2 separate regions of the Homo sapiens genome follow, and region 2 is linked to region 1. A link is an interaction called in ENCODE POLR2A ChIA-PET data of the cell type or tissue named here. Cell type or tissue: PC-3. All regions are shown on one strand. Each heading gives the region's core, and the rest is flanking DNA. Links, peaks and the distances in the headings are about the cores only.

What was found. ChIA-PET counts read pairs that join two places held together with the same protein. Peaks named below come from ENCODE experiments on the same cell type or tissue, not always from the same donor. Only the 100,000 strongest peaks of a DNase experiment are listed, where the experiment ranks them.
Region 2: POLR2A ChIA-PET joins it to region 1 with 5 read pairs; 3 of 35 experiments call an interaction of 5 or more read pairs at or near these places.

Annotation. Positions count from the first base shown.
Region 1 is chr2:188,472,967-188,479,245 of GRCh38, forward strand. GULP1 (GULP PTB domain containing engulfment adaptor 1) reads left to right here. Exons shown (of 12, transcript NM_016315.4): 3 at 4,693-4,764. The coding sequence starts at 4,737. Among named protein-coding and RNA genes, the nearest start is that of MIR561, 180 kb to the left of the region's middle. In PC-3, for the core only: no CTCF peak of the experiment used is centred there; a DNase peak (open chromatin) is centred at 3,215.
Region 2 is chr2:188,301,558-188,307,836 of GRCh38, forward strand. All of the region lies in intron 1 of GULP1 (GULP PTB domain containing engulfment adaptor 1), which reads left to right. Among named protein-coding and RNA genes, the nearest start is that of MIR561, 7.2 kb to the left of the region's middle. RefSeq lists enhancers at 1,653-2,570, 2,571-3,488. In PC-3, for the core only: no CTCF peak of the experiment used is centred there; a DNase peak (open chromatin) is centred at 2,334; H3K27ac peaks cover 472 bases.

The DNA of each region.
Region 1 (6,279 bases), core at 582-5,581:
TGTGATCTAAGTTGTATCTGCTTTGGGGGGGACCCCAAGCCCAGTAATGCTGTGGTTCTTAGAGACTCATAGAGATACTGCCCTGATGGTCTTGGACAAGATCTGAAAGAATTCTCCAGATCACCATGCAGAGAGTTGACCTCTTCTCTTCTTCTTTTCTTTTTCTTTCAAACAAATGGGGTCTCTCTTTCTCTCTCTCTCTCTCTCTCTCTGTTCTGAACCACCAGAAGTAGGGTGGAGTGACATACTGTGTTGGGTCAGACCTGAAGCCAGAACAGCACTGGTTCTTGCCCAAGACCTGCTGTAACCCCTGGCTATTGCCTGTTTTCTCTCAAGACCATGGGGCTTTACAGTCAGCAGGTGGCAAAGCCAGCTAGGCCTCTGTCCTTCCATTCAGGGCACTGTGTTATCCCAGGCCCCAGGCAGGTCCAGAGTTGCCTATTGGAAGCCGTGAACTAGAGTCAAAACCACTTAGAAGTCTTTCTGGTGTTCTATTGTACTGTGGCTGAGCTGAAACCACAAGACACAGTCCTTCTCAATCTTTCATCCCCTTTCCAAAGGAAGGTATGCCTCACCCCATGGCAACTGTCACTACAGGCCTGCAGTGAGTACTGCCAGCCTACTGCTGATGTTACCTTAAGGTCCGTGGGCTCTTTAGTCAGCTTGTGCTGAATCTTGCCAGTCCTGAGACTCACCCTTCTGGGCAGTGGACTCGCCTCTGGCCAAGGACAGGTCCAGAAATGTTGTGCAAGAGCCCAGTTTTGGAATCAGCAACCCCAAGAGACGAGTTGGTTCTCTACCCCACTGTGGCTGAGCTGGTATCTAGGTGCAAGACAAAGTCCCCTTTACTTTTCCCTCCACTTTTCTCAAGCTGAAGGAGTCTTGCCCCATAGCCACCACAGTTGGGAATGTGCTGAGTCTCACTTGAAGCCAGCAAGCCTCAGAGTCTCACCCAAGTTTCTTGATGTACCACCTGAGTATTACTGCTGGTTATTCAATGCCCAAGGGCTCTTCAGTTAGTAGGTAATGAAGGCTACTAGTACTGAGTTTTTCCTTTCAAGGCAAAGAGAAAGGATTATCTTCTGGTGCAAGATGTCTAGAAATGTTGTATTGGAGCTAGAGCCTGGAACAGGTACCTGATAACTCTGACAGATGCCCTACCCTGCTGTCACTGAGCTGCTATCCAAGATGCAAGACAGAGTCCTTTCCACTCTTCCCTCTTCTCTCCTTGAATGGAAAGAAGGGGTCTCTTTTGGAGCTTAATTGCCTCAGCTTGTGTCTCAGTAGGTCACGTGCCCCAGCATTCTACTAGCTCTGGACCCAGTTCATCACTAGGACTCACCTAAAACTTGCATTGCTTATGGCCTAGACTGCCTTTCCAGTTTATTTGGAGCCCCAGAACACTTTAGCCCACAGTGGCAAGGCTTGTGGTAACTAAAGTTTCGACAGCTGGGATCAGACATATCCCTCTGGCTAAGGCAGTTTTAAAAGCTCCCTCCATGGCCAGGGGTCAGTTGAGTTTGGTGTGGTTTTCCTTTTTGTTATAACAGGATAACACTGAGTTGAACGCCTTACAATTGCTGTGGTCTCCCTTCCCCAGCACTCAGAAATGCTCCTGCTGAGGGTAGGAGAGGAGTGATGCTGGTGATTCAGAACTGTTCCTTCTACCTTTTCAGTGCCTCTTTCAGTGATACTGAGTTAAAACCAGGCACTGTGAGTGCTCATCTGATGTTTGATTCTTGTGAAGGTTCTTTTGTTTGTTTGTTTGGATAGTTGTTAAATTGATGTCTTTGTTGGGGAGACGATTGGTGGAGCCTTCTATTCTGCCATCTTGTTCTGCCTCCCAAAAGTAACAATTTTTTAATAATAGGGAAATGATTCATGCATGTGTTTGTAGTCACTAAAACAATATTTGTGAAAAGTTTCTCTATAAAGAAGGATTTATGTTACACCATAAATTGAGATAAAGTCAATTTACATAGAATTGTATTTCTTAACTTATTCACATTAAAATTTTAACTATATATTTTATTTCAATTATAAAAGTACATTAAAACATGCATTATTAATACATAAAATAAATAGTACATTGAATGCCAACCTAGTGTCACGTATTGTATTATACACGTTGGGGTACTGAACAAAGTAGCTAGTATCTACATACTTTCTGGTGGAGTTGTAAGACGTGTTTTACAAAAAAAGTGTAGAGTGCACATTGCATCAAATAAAATGCTAAGAAGTGGGGTTTGGATAGTTAAATTATAGTTTATTTCAAAAGAATGACTTATCTGATATATATCGACATTTATATCTATGCATTTTGTGAGCAAGCAAAAGTGCTTCTGGTGTTTTAGAGTCATTGTATTATCATGTCATTATATATCCTCCATGTTTGCTCCAATGAACTTTATATAATTATGTGAAGAGTTTTTTTTTGTTGTTATTCTTGTTCCATTTATATGCCCCCAAGTTGTTTATATTTTATTTTTTTAATTTAAAAGCCACGCTATTGTTTAATTTTAAGAATTTTTAAATCATATAGTATTAAACTCCTTTTTTTATATTTCACAATCTTCTTTTGTTGAAAATGTCCACCTCATAGTGATGAAATTTGAGTAGTGGACAGGTATATTAAATTTTGTCTGCTGATTAATAAACTTCATAGTATTTTGTTACTTTATTTTTCCAGAGAAGACAGATTTTACATTTGCATATATTACGTTCTTTTTCTACTAGTTTATTTTTATTTTTTCCTTATTTCTTCAGGATATGCTCAATAAATAACCAGGTCTGTTAAGATATAGGTGAAAAGTGACTTTTGAAATGATACCAAATATATTATATTCTCTGTTGTGTTGTATTCCATTATGTATATACAGTCTGATGGCAAAATCCTCAAAAGAAATTAAGGGTTTTGAAAAAAAAGAGAAGTACAGTAATTGAAAATGCATAATTTCTTGGTCTATTGGTATAATATGTGTGGGAGATAAACAGCCAGCCTCTTGAAAGGACTGCAGTAGAACTAGTTTGCTCAGGCAACAACTAGGTTTCAAGAAGAGCGGCAGAGTGGATAAAATCTTTAGAAAAAATGCGAGTGCATTTTGATAATGATTTACTGTGAATGCCAGATGACACAGTGAAATGTTTCCAGATGATGGGAGAAGTGAAAGATGTGGTTACAGAATGTAATGCATTAGAATTAGATTCTCTGAGTGATGAGAGTAACCTGAGCTGCTTATGTTGACTCACATACTTCGGAATAAAGAATGTGATAAAATTATGAAGGTCTCCTAGCAGGAAGTGGTGGTGAGACTTTGAGACTTAGAGTGGAATGGGGGAAGCTATTTCCAGAATCATGCAGAGCTTTTGGTCTCTCGTGAATTTATCTCTAACAGCTGAGACCTCTAGGCAATAGTGGGCAGAGAGTGGGGAAAGTTTTACCCAGAATTCAGTTACTGTCTTGTCATCTGAAGATGGAACACACCAAACTGGGCTCTTACACCAAGCACATGAGTTTCCTTTGATTTCTGTTGAAGCAGGTCTCTAGGTTATCAAGGAAGAACATTATTAAACAGTTTTATTTAATGTGGTTGAATTCTAAAAATGAAAAAAATGCAAATTTTTAAAAAATAGCAAAATATTTTAATTCTAAAAAGTATTTGTGTTACCCTGTAATATACCTGTAACACTAGTCCTCACAGAAGATAAAGTAGAAGTGAAAGGCTATCTTAATGTCAATTCATGAATATTCTGTTGCTAGAGCAGCAAAGTTATTTCTGAGTGTTGTATCAGTAAGATTAACTATTTTGTGGACCCCAAATATAGATTACAATGCAGTACCAATAAATATTTAATCATAACTTTCTTCTTAGACCTTAATGTGAATTGTCTCTGAGTCTCTGAGGGAATTACTCCAGAAATCTTTTTGTTGTTGTTGTTTTTTACACGAAGTCATTAAATATATAAAATGGAAATATCTCAATTGGACAACAGTACATAAAGTCCTTTACCTAAGCTGCTGAATTTGATGTGTAACCCTCATAGTGAATACACTACAGAACAGGTATTAAGAGGACCTCTTGGATGGATAAATAATGCATATAAAAAGAGCACTAAATTTAGATCCCATGCTATATCTAAGACAAAGATTGTAGCTAATATCTTCTGAGCTCAATATGTACCAAATACTGTGCCAAGTACTTTCATACCTTTCCTAATGTGTAAAACAATCTTAAGTGGTAGGTAATTTTATCCTATGTTTTAACCACTGCTCCTAGTATATCACCTGTCTTTGTGACTTTGTAATAAACACGAAACTCTTCTGGGCCTCAGGTAAATAAAAAGTAAAGTGTTTATATACACACCTCTTGTCAACAAGCTGAGGAAAAAGTATTGATCTTTCTTCTCCTTAAGTTTGCAAATAAATATAGTTAATGATGGATATATAATAGAAAAAAGACAAAATTGAAGAACTTGGGAGGAATTTCTGTGAGACATTCCTATCTGCTTGTGCCACTCACGTTATTAAGTACTTGTGTTTTTTCTTACCCAATGTCCTTTGAGGCATTTTAGAATATTGTTTGTAAATATTTTTAAAAATTTAAAAAGCCTTTATAATTAAAACCACATTAGCAAAAGAGAGGTCAGTCAACAGTCCTTTGTTTATGTTTTAATATTTTGTCACTTTTACAGGATTTAAGTCGTGGAACTGAACATTTATTTGGCTGATCCTCATCATGAACCGTGCTTTTAGCAGGAAGAAAGGTAAGTGTGGTCATTTTTTAAAACTTGGGAGTCAAGCCAATGTTGCTATGAACATAAGCAGCGATGTTAAGAAATCAGTTTTTCTTGTTGTCAAACCACCTGGCCCAGAAATGAAGTTAGATTAGAGCAACACAAATCTGCAAACGTTGCTAATTAGCTTTCCTTAGTTATCACCCTAGTGAAAGATCAAAGTTGTTTATTACACTGAGTTCACAATACATATGTGATAATATGTCGCCTGGCAACTTGAAGCTTGTTGTGAAATTGCAAAGAATAAAATGATCTGAAACTTTGTCCTAACTTTAGCTTATGTAGCCATATAATACTAAATTCCCTGGGCTTACATAAGATTATGGTAACATAAATTCATTCATAATTGTGTGTGTGTGTGTGCACAGGCTTCATGTATCATTGAACAATATGTGAGGATTGGTAGTAGATAGATTGAAAGCAATGAGGCCACAATAAGTTTGTTATTAATTTTTAGGTAGGAATTTAAATAACTACGAATGTAGTATATTATAGTGATCACTATAGGACTGAAAGAAACAGCTAGTTAGATGTTGTTTTTTAATGGGCAGAAAAACATGGCATTTGACAAACTATTTTATGATGCACTTATAAAGAAAGATAGAAAAATAAATATAACTTTGCGTAGGTCAGTGAAGTTTAAATAATGTATCCTTTCCATTCTCAAAGGAGTTCTCTAGTGGAGAGCATGGGGCTCTCTCCTGTTTTACATTATTGATGAATTGGGGAAGAATGCTTAAATAATGATAATCAAATTCATAGGTGATTGAAAGCAAGAAGGTGATGATACATGAATGCTGTAGTAGGATTACAGATGTGTGAGGAAAAAATGACAAGTTAGGCCTTATTCCACACTATAAACTTACTAAGATACTGCAAATTGTCAAACAAGGGCCCAGAAAATCTAATACTTTTATCATGATTCAAATATTGCTGTTATTTGGAAGATGCATCTTGAATGCTGTCAGAGTAAAAATGGCTGAAGAATAAAGTCAACAGTGTGAGTATCAAAGGCTCTGTGTCATTTTCTAATGTATGGATGGATAATGAATAGTCCAGAACTATGACTAGTGTTCTGTTCAGTATCAGGCAGTTGGGCACTGGGTGTTCTCCCTTTAAAAGGTTACAGTGTTAACTGACACATAGTAACGTGCCCAGATGAGAAAGACTGAGATGACTTCAGGACTTTCAGCCATGTAACAGGAAGCATGACTGAGAACCATTCATGTGTTAATGAGAGCTGTCTTTCAATATTTGAAGGACTGCCATTTAGCCATGGGGTTGAGTTTAGTAAAGGACAAATAGGTGTAAATGATAATGTCACTGATTTAATATAGGGAAAATGAATTCCAAGAAAGTCAGGTAAATGTTTAATTAAATTACTCAAATTACTAGCTTTTTTTGGTCTCTGAAGTGAGAGGTGTTCAAACATTTGGATGTGGCAGAGAAGATTAATGTATTCAGTGAGAATTTAGATAATGTGAC
Region 2 (6,279 bases), core at 375-5,374, 170 kb before region 1:
CAGGGGAAGTCAATCCTACTCCTAATTCAAGGGAATTTTAGATTAGGTTCAGCTAAAAATCTTGGTGTTTCTATGCCCCTTGGCAGTGATTGTTCCTTGTCCCAGTTTTAGTCATATGTCACATGTCAGGTGAAATGAGAGGACTAAGGGGAATGGGTAGAAAAGATTTAGTTCCACTTAGCAAGGGAACATTGGATGAGAAAGCACATGTTGGCTTTTGATATTTGTCCTATCTGGAATACATGCTTCTTCAAATTGCTACAGGGATCATCTTTTGTCACGAGGAGATTCAGCTTGAGGGCAAAACAAATGCCTTAAAATGGCAGAAAAAATATAAAACCTTGGGTACTTGATGGAATCATTGGGTTCTTGACTCCCTACTATATTTCTGGATTTACTGCTGTGTGAGATAATGAATTTCTTTCTTTTTCAAACCAACTTGAATAAAATATTTGGCTACTTAAAATAGTATCCTAATTATAGCCATTATTAAATGATATCTTAATTTTGTAAATAAAAGTTTTAGAAGTAGTAATTTAGATTATTGAAGAAACTTTACAGACTACTTGGGTTTTGTAAATTTTAGATATGGTTAGTGCTATTAGTCTATAAAAACTTATTATTCAAATCACCATGCATTAAGTTTTTAATACAGTAGATAAGTCAATCATCTTATTAACTAGATTTATTTTAAAATGAATAAATTATGCAGGAGGTAGAGGCTAGCAAAACTAGGAATAATCTAACAAGCTCAGACAATAGAGAACTAAATTTAAAATTTTTTGAAATATAAATTCATAATCTAATCAGTTCACAAAATTATACCACTATTTATTGGCTGTGTGGTATCTTTAGTGTATTGAAAACATTAAATATACATAAAGAAATATTGAAGCAATTTCAGTGCCTGGTCTGAGTAATTTAAAACTTACAGTGTGATGTTAAGACTAATTAGTAACTATTTAAATATAGAAGATAAAGCTGATAAAAGTAAAATTTTAAAAAATGGTAAACTATAGTTCCACTCACAGAGGTATAAAAAAATACAGACATACAGTAAACTTTTAAGTAAGAGCTAGTGACAAAGATTTTCTCCTTGACCAAATCCTGGTCAGGCTCTTGTGCGTCCTCTTCTCAACCAGGCCTTGACTTTTGGGCTTCTGTGTTCTGATCTGCATTGCCAAATTTAGCAAGAATCCTGCTAAGTGTCTTTGGCCATCCTCAATATTTGACCACTCTATATCTAATGAGGGTCCTCACCTTCCACCATTTCCCAGATGATATCTCATCACCCTAACCTTCATTCAGCAAGAATCCTGACTAGTAATTTTTCTTCCACTGTCTTACATCCTGCTATTTGGCTACAAATTCCTACTTTTTCTTGTAGTATTTGAAGTTGAGCCTAATTTTTCTTACTCACTGCAAAAACCCCATTGCAATGGTCCCAACGCCTGTTATGATGGTCCTGAATAAAGTTTGCCTTCCTGTTCTTTAATAATGTCATGAATCATTTTTTTCAACACTAATTTTATAAAACTCTAGTTCACTGGAACCATTAGCAATTTAATCTTTTTCTGCCACCAAGTTCTTGACCTGACCCAGCCTTTACAATGACTTAGCAGTATGCATATTGGTTTTTGTAATGTGCTCTAATCAAAGTAGGGAGATATATATCTCTTTGTCTTTTTGCCCTGAAGGTGGTAGGAATAACCCAAATCTGAGAATTGACAAGAGCAGGGATGAAATATATTTTGGAGTATTATTGCTCGCTTTAGCTGAAATAGTTAACCAAGTAGTTTAAGCAGGAGGTGGAGGCAAGCAGAACTAGGACTAACCTAACCTGCTGAAAGAATAGGCAAAGTGTCATAATGGGCAGGTTTGCTGGGAATGAGGGATGTGAGAAATAAAAAGCCAGAGGTTGTGTGGGCAGTGCACTTGAAGAGAGTTGGTGAAACTGTAGGTAGGAATGTTACAGATGCTGAAAGTCTGCAGTAAAGCTGTGTGGCAACCAGGTCATTGGTCAAGACTGAGAAAGGCTAATGTATTAGAACTGGTATCAGTATGGGTGTTAAAAGCATGGAGATTGGGTTGGAGGGAAACATAGCCAATAACTGGAATACCTAAGGAAAGTGAAAGAGACATTAGAGAAGCAGTTATTGATGGCGACATTTGAAGTAACAAGACCTCCTACATTACTGTGATTGACTTGTGCATATTAGTTTTTTTGCATAAGAATGCAATAAACATGCTTGAGATGCTTGCTTTATGAGATCATGACCTTCATTCATGGCAACTAAGGAAGTCACCACACTGGGGAAGCTAGGCAAGGGAGACCAGAGAATACAAAGTGCTGCAATTCTCAGAGGATTACTGTTCTTTTGGAAATGATTGTTTAGAGATTGTCCTGGGGCCCCCCTCTGCCCTTACAGAATAGGAGTACCCTCTGGCGACCTTTGCTTGTTTTAAAAGGGAGCCACATTCTTGTGGGTTTTTGAATGAGAATAAATGCTGCTTGGTATGGAAATTACCATAAAGGAACTCTGCTTATGGAAGAGTTTGGAAATTATAGTAGAAAATATAACTTGGCTCACAGCAGATATAAAATGAGGGAAAGGATGTATATCTAGATAATTCAATTTCCAACTCCCACTTGTGCTGAAATAATCAGATAAAGTAAAAATAGCACCCTTCCTTAATTTGTCTCTTTCTGTCTATTAAGATCTTCATAAGATTCATAAGATTCATATTAACATCTTCATAAGATTTCTCTAATCTATTTTCTTATACCTATGAGTTGACACCAAAATGGATTTTTCGAACCAGAGAGTAAAGATACAAAGAATAGTATTTAGAGTGCTATGTCCTAAGCATCATGTTAAATGTTTTTTACAATTTACAAATGGTAAAGAAACTTGTCTAAGTATCCACAGCCAGCAAACAGTGGAACCAGGGCAATTGGTAGGATGGGAAGTAATGCGTCTCAACCACCATACTAGCTGAAAAAGTGTGCTGTTGAATGCCAACTGGACAGTTAGGCCACCTTTGTAGCTGTCTTTACAAGTGAGAATGTAACACCTTTGAATTACCTGACTTCCTAGATTCCTGGCAGATGCTCGATTCCTTCTTTTTTGTCCCTCTGATGGCACAATGAGCTACTTATTTCCTGCTCTTAGGCATAGCTACTTGTACCTCCTGTGTGATAAGACATTTGTTCATTTTATCCTCTTCAGTCAGATAAAGCATAAAAATTAATGCATTGTTTAAGGAAAAACTCTCAAACTATGTTTTTCCTCTGCTCTCATACAACAACAACCAGCACAGATGACTTCTGTGACCAAATATATGGGTTTTTTTCCCCATCAATAAGCAGTGGACAGCAAATGAGTGTCTTCTAATTCAATTCTGACATTATCTCTCTGGAGATAATGTCAGATCTCACAGGTTGAGGGCTCATTCCCCAAGACTGCCCCTCATGCCCCTCCAACACTTGTTGGAAGTCCGGGCCTCTGTAACTTCTGACCCACTGACTTCAAGCTGGAGTTCCCACGATCCCCTCTTTGGATGTGATTAATTCGCTGAAGCAGCTTACAGAACTCAAGGAAACACTTACTTATGTTTACCAGTTTATTATAAAGGATAATAGAAAGGATGCAGATGAAGAGATGCATAGGGCGACGTATAGGGACTTACATGCCTTCCCTGGGTGGGCCACCCTCCAAGAACCTCTACATGTTCAGCTATCCAGAAGGATGCTCTCTGAACCCTTTTTGGGTTTTGAGGAAGGCTTCATTATATAGGCATGATTGACAACCAACAGTGTAGAAATGTGATTGGACAAAGCACATGATCTAAACCCAGAAAGGCCTGTCTGTTCAGACTTTTCTTGGCCCCTCTGTGTAGCATTCCTTCCTTTAGGGTATGGGGGAGGACTCTCTGTAATGAGTGTTTTGATTCACAATCAGATTAGAGTCCTGCTTGGGCAGGTAAAGGAAGGACAGGAGGTCAGAGAGGTTTCCTGAGGCCTAAAGTGCTCCAGCATTATAACAAGGACTATGAAAGTTGGGAGCCAGGAAATGTGGATGAAAAACAATATATAATTATCGTGATACCACATCCATTGACAATGTTTTGTCTGCATATTCCTTTGACTTTTGCCTGATTTGATTTGTCAGGATAGTTAAAATGTTAGGTGAGATAGTCTAATTTCTTCTTTTTAAAAAGATTTTCAAAATTTATTTTCAAGACAGTCTTGTTCTGTCGCCCAGGCTGGAGTGGAGTGGCGCAATCTTGGCTCACTGCTGCCTCTGCCTCCCAGGTTCATGTGAGTCTCCTGCTTCCGTCTCCTGAGTAACTGGGATTGCAGGCATGTGCCACTGCGCCTGGCTAATTTTTGTATTTTTAGTAGAGACGGGGTTTCACCATGTTGGCCAGGCTGGTCTCGAATTCCTGACCTCAAGTGATCCGCCCTCCTCAGCCTCCCAAAGTGCTGGGATTATAGGTGTGAGCCACCGTGCCTGGCCTGATTTCTTCTTAATCCCATTTTTCCTCCTTGGTTTTGTCAAATGATAAGATTTGGGTAAATATAACCTAAGATATAAAATTACTAATATCAATAGTTTCTAATTGTTCAACATGTACTTTTCACTTAAGTATTTGATAACATTTTTCTTCACTGAGAAGATGGACTAGATAACCTCAGAGAACATTTCAGCCCTTAGGGTAGTCTAAAATTTAACTTTAAATAGTTTATTTTCCTTTTTTTAAAAACAAACCTAAAACCAATTTCTTAATCAAAATACCATATTCAAAGTTGTCCTAATTTTGGCAGTTAATTTCATCATTTTGTCTTTCTTTGGTAAGTTAAACTGTTAGACATTTGATCTCTGTGGTATTTGTTGCTGGGGTATTATAAAAACGTTCTCTTGGCAGGGGATTTGACATTCTAGTTGTGAGGGAAGATTTCTTGGTAGAAAGCAATGAGAGTGTGCAGAGAGTGGTTCAAATGTGTAAGCAGGAGGAGAGAATGTATGGTTTAGCTACAGAATAGGAGACTGAAAATAGAGCTAGAGAATAGGGTAGAAAGAGAAGAGGGACTAAAATTGCTGGAGATGAAGCCAGTGAGGCAGGGAGTCATCTGGTCAGACTTTACAATCCAAAGTTTGTACTTCATTCTAAGAGCAATTCAAAACCATTTAACAAAGGTTATAATGGAGTTGGTGACAAAATGTCATCATCTACGTTTTAGAAAGAGCTGAGTTGATGTCTGCCAATATGTCTAGGCAAGAGGGAGTGGAAGCCTAGTTTAGAGGGATGACCATGGGAAATGACTTCATTCCAAGATATTAAAGAAGAAATAATGTTTTGTACTTTTTGTGTATTTGATGACTATCAATAATTGTGGGAGGTAAACAGTAGGATGTAGGCAGGAGAATGGCGTAAATCTGGATTCTAAGTTTTCTGGTTTTGGTAACTTGGGTGTTTGTACCATTTATCAACAGAATAAATACAATAGAAGCAGAATTATTGAAGGAAAATAATGATTTTGTAGGTGGTCAATAAATGATAGCTAGTATTATTATGTCATGAAACTATGATTCTTGGATTTTTATGTTTAAATTTTACAGTATAATTATATGCTGTTTTCATTTTGATTAACAAATATGATATTTTATGAAAATAAATTTATACACAATGATAAATACAGGTAGAACAACTTCAACGTATCATGTAATTTGTGACTTACAAAAGATAAAAATTAGGATACAAAATTAATTTCTGTTTTGACATATCTGCATTAAAAAGTTATATGTTTTCAGAAGAAAATACATACCAGTTTAAAAATATTGTGTAATTTGAAGTGAGATACATCTCCTTTTTCGAGATTTTTTTTTTTACAAATAAAATATGGTAGTAGGAAGTTTACAATGTAAAATATTCATATGAAACAAAATAAGAAAGCCTCAATCCTAAAATTATGTATGAGAAAGCTACTAAGTTTTTTAGTTCACATGGGTCAATAGTTTTCAATTATATAATTAATTTATGCTGTTGAAACACATTTAAGAATACTGGAGTTTAGTATAAAGGAAAAAAGGCTAGTTTCCCTGGCTGTTTTGATTTGCATTCTTCTTTATTGTTTAATTATAATTGAGATCATGTGCCACACACTGGTTTGTAGACTGAGTTCTTTTCACATAATATGCTGTGGTGTATAGCCATTGATTTAGGTGTATTTACTGATATGGGAGCAGGAAGAACTTCAGAAGGAGAATCCTGTGG